Regions from separate parts of the Mus musculus genome. Here region 1 is linked to region 2. A link is a loop called in an ENCODE intact Hi-C map of the cell type or tissue named here. Cell type or tissue: heart. All regions are shown on one strand. Each heading gives the region's core, and the rest is flanking DNA. Links, peaks and the distances in the headings are about the cores only.

The links. Hi-C counts contacts between places; a loop is a spot of excess contacts. Peaks named below come from ENCODE experiments on the same cell type or tissue, not always from the same donor. Only the 100,000 strongest peaks of a DNase experiment are listed, where the experiment ranks them.
Region 1: a loop joins it to region 2, with 2.1 times the contacts of the local background. A loop is called at or near these places in 4 of 42 quality-filtered maps.

What each region holds. Positions count from the first base shown.
Region 1 is chr15:58,526,626-58,531,020 of GRCm38, forward strand. All of the region lies in intron 1 of Fer1l6 (fer-1-like 6 (C. elegans)), which reads left to right. Among named protein-coding and RNA genes, the nearest start is that of Fer1l6, 19 kb to the left of the region's middle. In heart, for the core only: a CTCF peak has its summit at 1,900; no DNase peak of the experiment used is centred there; H3K27ac peaks cover 436 bases.
Region 2 is chr15:58,575,886-58,580,280 of GRCm38, forward strand. It overlaps Fer1l6 (fer-1-like 6 (C. elegans)), which reads left to right. Exons shown (of 41, transcript NM_001370912.1): 16 at 1,990-2,080. Among named protein-coding and RNA genes, the nearest start is that of Gm36451, 19 kb to the right of the region's middle. In heart, for the core only: a CTCF peak has its summit at 2,462 (motif pointing left); a DNase peak (open chromatin) is centred at 4,156; H3K27ac peaks cover 1,175 bases.

The DNA.
Region 1 (4,395 bases), core at 81-4,080, 49 kb before region 2:
GTGGTCATGATATGGACACAGAGATGCCTTCGCTCTGGTGGGTGGCAGAACATGGGGGTGGGGGTTCATGTGTTGCTTCTGTCTGTCTGATCTCACATCTAGGTGGCAAGCCTTTGTGGTAAAGGCATCCTTCTCAGAACGCTGCTTTGCAGCTCATTCTCTTTTGTGTTTTGAAAATGGATCTGAAGCTAATTGTATCAGCAGGTCACACACCAATGATTGTACAGCACCATTTCCCTGAGCTGTTTTTGTCACTAACTGAGGGCTGCCAGCTCATTCCTTCGCCTCTCTAGGGAGCTTCTGCCAGGGCTAAACATTGGGAAGGAGAAGAGGCAGAGAGAGGCAATTTGTAGCTGGGCGACTTCAGAGTTGAAGGCAGTCTGGCTCCTGAAGGGTGGTGGGCTTTTCGGTTTTGAGTTGTGCTTTTCTTTGCCCCATCTCAGCATGGACTTGCGTGGGGAGGTTGTTACGGAAGTCCTGTCTGAGGACACAGTAATAAGTGGGCCAAGAAGTATGACAATGTCATCAGGCACGGAGACGGGCTATACAGAGACCTGCCTGGTTGGAGGGTACAATCTGATCGTCACTGAAGGAAGGGGCATGGCCAGAGCTGAGTGCAAGGCCGTTGGCCAGCCTGGGGTGCAGTCACAGTTAGTCTGTTCAGCATTTCCTCCAAGGTGCTATTGCACAGCATCAGTTGCGACACTGTGCTGGTGTCCTCTATAGATGTTTTCTGCTCATGTGGCATGGACTGGCATCCATATCAGACTCAGAGGTCTCATTCTGCAAAAAAAAAAAGGAACTTAAATTGTAGCAGGCGGGACTTCAGTTTCAGATGGAAATGGTTTGGGGCCCCTGGGTCCGTGGGGCTCTAACAAGAGATACCAGGCTGATTCCATGCTTCCTGTTGATTTTCCAGTTCTCCCTGAGGGACCCGCTCTGTTGAACCAGCATCAGATCACACATTCCTGTGAAACGCCACAAAGGGAGGCTGGGTGTCCACAGGCTCAGGCTCCTGAGTCACATGCCTCCAGATCAAAGCCAGCCTCTCAGTGGCTCAGTTTTGCCATCTGTACACTGGGCACAATGGCAGCATCAGCTGCAGTTGGGAGTAGAATAATACTTAATTGACAGCTAGCTGGCCAAAAGAAGAGTACTCACTATTGGGTGACAATGACGACCACGACGACGACAATGATGATAAATTTTATATAGTATATTTATAATCACTATAATGAATATAAGCACATGACTATTATTAACAATAAAAAACTTACATCTGAACAGGGGATGGTTAAGGGACCAGCATGATGGCTGGGTGGAGGCTGGACTCAAGGCTCTGCCATTGTCTGTAGCTAGGCTCTTTGGAGTTTGCTTTGTTTGGGTCTAGTGTAGGGCCTCGCACTCACTAGGCTAGTGCTCTACCAGTGAGCTACATGCCCAGCTCTCTGAGTCTTGATCTACCTGTGGTTTCCTGATTCAGGATAAAACACGCAGGCAGCCTCTCTGCTCCACTCTGGACCTGCTCTGGGTTTCTGTGTTTGCTGATCAGAACCTGTGGGCTTGGCCTGCCTGGGTGCAGCAGTTCTGAACAGAGATAGGGCACTGCCGAACAGGTACACTTGGAAGGGCGCTTCCTGGGAAGAGACCTACCCAGCGGGAGGGGCCTCTGGTACTACACTGCGGAGCCTCCCAGTGCCCAAGGCGAGTTTTCTAACCTTCAGGACAAGTGCTGGGTGCTAGGTATTGTCCCTTCTCGGGCACACTTCCTGGTTGAGGGAGTCAGCGTGTGCCGGCATCTTTGCTAGCTCAAGAGCTTGGAGGGTACGGTGAGACCCAACTTTCTGCTTCTCAGGGAGCTTTGCTGGGTTCAGGCTGTGCTGCTGCAGGCTGTTGGGGGCGCTGTTCCTCCATCAGGGCTGAAGGTGAGAACGGGATAGGGGCAGATCTGGAGTGTGAGATTGTGGTGTGGCTACAGGTCGGTTCCTTAACCTCTCTGAGCTGAAGTGCTCTGAATTTGGTAAGGCTTGTATGGTATCTAACTCTTAGTGTTCCATAAAGTGGTGGCTCTCATTGACATTTGAGAGATAGATTGACATCTGAGAGGTAGGTAGCAGCAGAGGTCAGGCAGGATGAGTGAGGTTAAATTATGTCTGCTGTTTATGATGGTGAGCTGTTGCTAGGCAGATGGCTCTTTTAAATATTTCTTTGTTTACTTTTTTATGACAGGGTTTCATTATGTAGCCTAGGCTGGCCTCAAGTTTCTAATCCTCCTGCCTCAGCCCCTCAAGTGCTGGGATTATAGCCTGTGTCACTGCCCCAAGCCTTTTGATCTATAACCAGATTTGACAAGTCAATTTCCCCATGTGAAGGAGAGCTCACCCACCTTGCTCGATGCTGTGGGGAAGGTTGAGTGGCATGCTCAGTTTAGCTGCAGCATCATTGACTGTCTCAGAGTGCTTTCAGCAGTACGGACAGAATGAATGGCTAATCTGTGTTGAAATGTGTGCTGTATGATAGAGTATGGCAGACCGGCTCAATCTCCGCATAGTGCAGAAGGTGGGGCAGTCAGGCAGCTGCGAAAGGGGTTGTTCTGTTTCCAGCAGCCAGTACAAGTGCATCTGTCAGCTTCCCTGGGCCTACACACCATAAGAATGACACTGGCTGTGCTAGGACCAGCCTGGTGCTCTTCACACAGAAACTCAGTTCTCAGAGCTCAGTACTTGATACTCATGGCAAAATGAAGGCATAGAGAAGTTATGCAGTTTGCTCCAGGTCACAAGAGTGAATGAGGCCAAAATAAGACCAGAGCCTGGGTCTAACCCAGTATGCTGTAGTATCCTGCCAGCCTCCCTCCCTCCTAGGACTCTGTGCATGGTTATGTGCTTAAAGGAGGGTAGAGAGAGCAACATAAGAATAGGACATGTAGTTACTCTTTACATGCTCAGGGTCTTGGCTCCACCCTTCTCCTTGGTTTACATATGGCATATGCTACTGTATAAATGGGGATTTCAGGCAGGTATAGGATGCGATGCATTGTGTTTATGTATGGGAGCCCTCCTTTATGATTTTATTCTCACCATGCATTGGGAACCAATGAAGATTTCGGTATAGTACTGGAGTTTAAGGTCAATATCAACTGCAAATATTTTCCGAGCTTCCTGGGCTAAAGGCCTGGGAGTGTGCATAGCTTTAGACCATTCCCTTTGGTGTTTTTAGGATGAGTCTGTGAAGCGCAGAGCTGGGGCTTTAACATGTGTTCTATTTGGTCTCTGAACCTAGGCTGGAATTCCAAGCACTCTTGAAGAAGTAGACAGGCATGAGAGGGCCTCGTCCCTTCCACAAGGCTCAAACTGCAGCGTCTACTTAAAGCAAATTAACAGGCAGCAGAGCTCTAGAGAGTGAGGTTGCACCAGGGAGAAGAGGGTGGCAGAGCCCCGTTTCTGGGACTCTGTGAATCTCACGGAAGTCTCGTTCAGGAGAAGTGTTGGACATGTCTTGTGCAAGCCTGCAGAGGGCTGTATGATGGGACAGACAAGCTTTTAGTAGGTTGTTTCCACCCTGGCAGCGCCCCCCCCCCCCGTGAAAGCTGGAGCCCCCAATTTCCAGTTGGCTTTTTAGTTTCTCCTTCTGAGTCCTGTCTGGGGTACAGATGAGTGGGTACACTGCTCGTGAGTAATTGCGTTGGGCTGGCTCCGTGTGAGGGATTTAGAGAGCCTCACTTGACTGCACTAATTAAAGTTTTACTCTCAGATCTAATCAGCTCCTCTTGGTAGCAGAAATGACTCAGGACATGAGCTATGCAAAGCAAATGAGGTCACCAGTGGAACACCTTGACCATTTTCAGCACTGAACGTGAACAGCATTGTACTCTGAAAGGATGGGAACCTCTCTTTGTTTTCCTCAGTATACAGAGGAAGGTAACCGGACTCTAATTTTAACCCATTGGAGCAGTTTAGGTAAGGCACAGGATCCTAGAGCCAAGCCCTGTTGGAAGGAGAAGTTTGTCTTTGATTGGGTGGGGTGACGGTGTAAAGAGCAGAGCTGGCCTGGGTTAGAGGGGAAGCCCTTGGCAGCCATATTTGCTGGGGTCTTAGCATCCTGACAGATGAACACAGGTGTGTGGATGCCCAGACATCTCAGGGCAACCAGAGGTCCATATGCAAATTTGCCTCCTCTACCTCCTTCACTTCCTCCTCTTCTCCCTCTTCTTCTTCCTCCTCCTCCTCTTTCCCCTCCTCCTCCTCTTTCCCCTCCTCCTCTTCACCATCCTCCTCCTCTTCTTTCCTTTCCCAGCCAGCCTCTGAGATTTGTGTACCCCAGACACAAGGATCCACTTAACCGCACTCAGCACGCCTCCCAATCCTTTCAAACAGCACCACTCTCTAGTGAGCA
Region 2 (4,395 bases), core at 227-4,226:
ATGTATATATGTATGTATATATACATATGCATGTATTTATATATATATGCATGTAAGCAAAGAAATAAATATGTCACTTGTGCTATCTTCATCTGCTTACATCTTTTCAGCACAAAGCAATATTAAGCATGAGTCCTGATGTGAACCAAGGGCCAGTGACAATTCCCTTGAAACACCTTTTAAAAGCGTCATAATCTCACACCTCATGTGGCAAAGTATCGGCAAGCAAGTAACAGCTCAATAACTTCCATATTCCGGGAGGTCTTGAGGGTGATAATTAACTGTCCCTCCTTTTCTTCAAGTTTTCAGTCAACTGAAAGGACACCCGCATGTGTCCGTCATCAAAACGGTAGTTTTCTAGCCAGGAACTTCGGGTCTGAGAAAGCAGGCTGGGCCCGAGGGAGGTCAGATTGGAATTCTCGCTGCTTGAACCTTTCTTCGACAAGCAGTTGGTCTTCTGAGACCACCTCTACAACAAGGGCAAGCCATTCATCATGTAGAGGTGACCCGGCTGCCCACAGCCAGAGGGTAGGCTGGGTCTGTGAGGTGGGAATGAATGAAGGCAAACATTGCATCACTCACCCCAATTCTGATGCAGAAAAAATGTATTTCCATTAGTCTCTGTGTGATAGGAGAGACTCTAGGCAGCTAACATGTCTACTTGGGCTGGTCCATCCCAGAGAGTGGGATGGAATTCCCTGTACTTTTAGTAATCACAGGGATGCAACAAGAGTACTCCCAACGCAAAATATGACCATCTTACTCTTTATAAAAAGGAACAGGAAATGCAGTTTTAAGAGGATCCCCAAAGAGAGTGTGACAAGGTTTCCAAAAGGTACCAGGCAGAGCCTGGGTGGAGTCTCCCATCCTAGATTCTCCTTTGTAAATTTCCTTTGTAATTGTTTCACCACACAAGGACCACACGCTTATTGTATAATATGTGCATCTAGATTCCATATTCACAGTCCTGTTATGGATATATTTTCAGTTTTCTGTATATTCCTACTTTCAGAGAAAAGAGGTTAAATTTTTCCTCCTGGACTAGTTTTCCCTGCCTTTGCAGACACATATCCTTACATACACACTCATAAAATACATCGTTTCTTCCAAATGGCTGCAGATATTTGCCCAGCAGTTGCTCCTACATTTGTAATATATCCCAGGCAACTTCACACATGGATATATCATAATGTATCTTAAACAATAGTTCATTATTCCATTTATTCTAACACCATGGCAAATACTCTATAAATATATTCTTAAAAGATCATTCCACTATTTCCAAAGGACAAGAACTCTACCGTAATTTTTTAATCCAACTATGCACGTGTTAAAACATACATCAGTTCTATCAAGTATTTGTAAACAATAAATAACCAGTTATTTCTACAATAGCCCACACTTTCTATACTCCCCCTTACCACCACTAATTGTGGATAACATTACTTTTATAAGTGAAGTCTCATTAATTGTAATATCATTTAAATCATCAGTAAAGATAATATGTTCATTTATATTTCTTCTTGAATTTTATTCATAGCCATTGTTATTTTCCTTTTTAAACACATTTGAAATTTCATCTCCAAAAATGTTACTCTTCAAGAAGGTGGGGACATATCTCAGTCTTGATTCTAAAAGATCTGCTCTATATGTAACATTTCAGAAAAGCATTGGTGTGTCTTAAATATGTAAGACTGTATTATTTCATGCAAATTTGTAGTGAACTTTGATAGCAGTTACAATGAGTTTGTATGAAGTAGAATTCGAAAATCTCAAACTAATGCAGGGCCTGGGTATCATTTTCAATTTTTTTCTTAGTTAGAAACAATTAGCACACCATTGTTTGAACCTAAATTTAAAAACCTGGGTTTTGTGGATCTACCAACTTTTCATTGTGCGACAGAGAGTAGATTTTTTTTTCTCCAAATCTCTGGAATCACACAAATGGATTTTCACTAAGCAAGCTGCAAAACGGATCTTCTCTTTCAGAGTTTTTATCTCTGAAGCAGAAAAGAAGCCAAAGACGCTGAACCAAACTGCATTAGATAAGAAACGACTCACGCTCTGCTGGCAAGAGCTGGTATGTGCAAACCTATTTATATTTTGAACACAGCTAAAGCATGTGATTTAAAAATAAACCTCACAGATGCCGCATAGGTCGCAGGGCAGACAAGGACAAGGTTTAAAGGACATATTTTTCTGTGAGGTAGAAACAGCAGTGGAAGAGAATGTGTGTTGGCTAGGAACTCATCTCTTGGAGATTCATGGTGATGAGCTACAAGTCCAGGAGCTCAACTTCTTATTCACATGGAGTCCCCTGCCCTTGTTGATTTCTTCCGAAATTTGCACTTTGCTAAAGCTGGGCATTTAGGAAAAATAGATGCTCTTCCAGAGGACCTGGGTTTGAGTCTTAGCACATGGAGGCTCACAACTGTCAGATCCGGAAGATTTGCTGCCCTCTTCTGGCCCCAGCCGTCATTACACATGCAGATAAACCATGCACACACATTTTCCTTTCAAGGCTAGGCTGCTAGATTCTTTCACCTTGATGTCTGTCCCACAAACAAGAAGCTAAAAGAAGTAACAATTTTCTCCTCTCTCCCCACTGAAAATCCGGGTTAAGGGTTGCCAGACTTCTGGAGGACAGGTGGCTACTGATGCCCCTCTGTGCCCTGCCTACTAGCACGGTGTTTGTAGATGCTTAAAGATACCTTACAGATGCTCAGTCCTTGTGGAATGAGTGATGGCTGAAAAATGCCAGCCCAAGTCAGACAGACCCTGAAATATCTGACTGTAAAGTCCCACCAATAACACACAAGGGACATTTGGGCAACGCTGTGATAATTCTATTAATAGAAATCTCTTAATATTTGACTTGTGTCAGGGGGATTAAAAGATATGATCAGGATTCAGAAAGATCAATTTTTTTAAAACCCTAACTAATCCAAGTCCAGAGGCTAAAGCTAAACCCTTCCTTCATCTTTCTTTCTAGAATATTTATTGCCTGTCCCCTAGGATGTTCACGGAAGCTGGCTTCCATCATCCTCCAGGTCTTCCTGCTTGGTCCTCCCTCTGGTCCTCTAGTTGACTATGCTGCCTATGCCTTGACTCCATTGCATATTCTCGGCAGAGCTCTGCCTGCTTCTTGCCTACCAACTCTGGCTGGACCAAGTCCACAACATCAGTGTCTTTATAGTGCCTTGTATTTGTTACTCTTCTCACCACAGTGAAAGGGTTTATTCCGGCTGGGCTTTGAAAGGTTAATGCTCAGTCATGGCAGGACAGGGGTGGTGGTGTGCATGGCTGAGGGAGTGTGTAGCTGAGGCACTTCCCATCTCATAGATCATGAAGCAGAGAGAAGGATGACAATGTTCGGTGGGCTTCCTCCCTTTTATTCAGATTAGGTTTCTCAGCAGATGACAGTGACCAGCCCAGCCATTCAGGCTTAGCTCTTCTCTCCTCCTTAGAAACCCCCCCACGTACTTACTCAAAGCTGTGATTCATCAATGCCCAAGGTATTTAATTGAGTTGCCAATAAAACGTCACCATCTTAGTCTCACGTCTCTTGTCTCTAGGGCAGTATCTCTTGCCTCCTAAAGGAAACCAGATGTCTTGGAACACTTCCCACTCAGTATCTTCTACCGATCTACACCTTTCCCAACTTTCTTCTCCTTCCTGTATTGGGATACCCAGCTGTACTTACTGATTCAACCACAAGCCTGTGATCAATGGTGACTTTTTAATCCCTCATTTTAAACCATCCGTGCAACCCTAGATCCTGTTGATTCTCCCCCTTAAGCATTCCAGAACTTACTTCACTACTCGAGCCCCTGAGAACCTCTGGTATAGACTTTGCAGTAGACTTCCTCTAGCTTATCTTCCATTCAAGAATCAAAATGGCTTTTAAAACAAAATGCAAGGTGATTACTTGTTCTTAGCAAATCACTGAAGTTTGTCGATGTTAATAAAGTCTGGATTCCCTTTGCACGGCATGCAGAGCAAACAGTGTATGACCTAGCATTGTGGCCTTGTCCTGCAGTGTGCCCTCACTCTGGAATTGTGTTCTGACCAGCTGGACGCTTGCTGCTTGTATATCTGCACATGTGACTGCTCCCTCTGTCAGGGCTGTCATTTGTTTAATTACTGACTGATGGATTCCATATGGGTCAGGTCAGATTGAGATCCTCCGGGAAGCTTGGCTTCCCCCGTGTCTGATCTCATGAGGCTTTATACATTTATTTGTATATATTGCTTTCATTTCACAAAACTGTCAAAAGAACCATAGTGTACAGCTGTGTTCTCGGTACCTGGCAGACAGCAGGTATTCATTCTTTTGGTCAGCATTACCAGAAGGCTTCTTATATGTTGGGCACAGACAAAGTGCTAGGAACACAA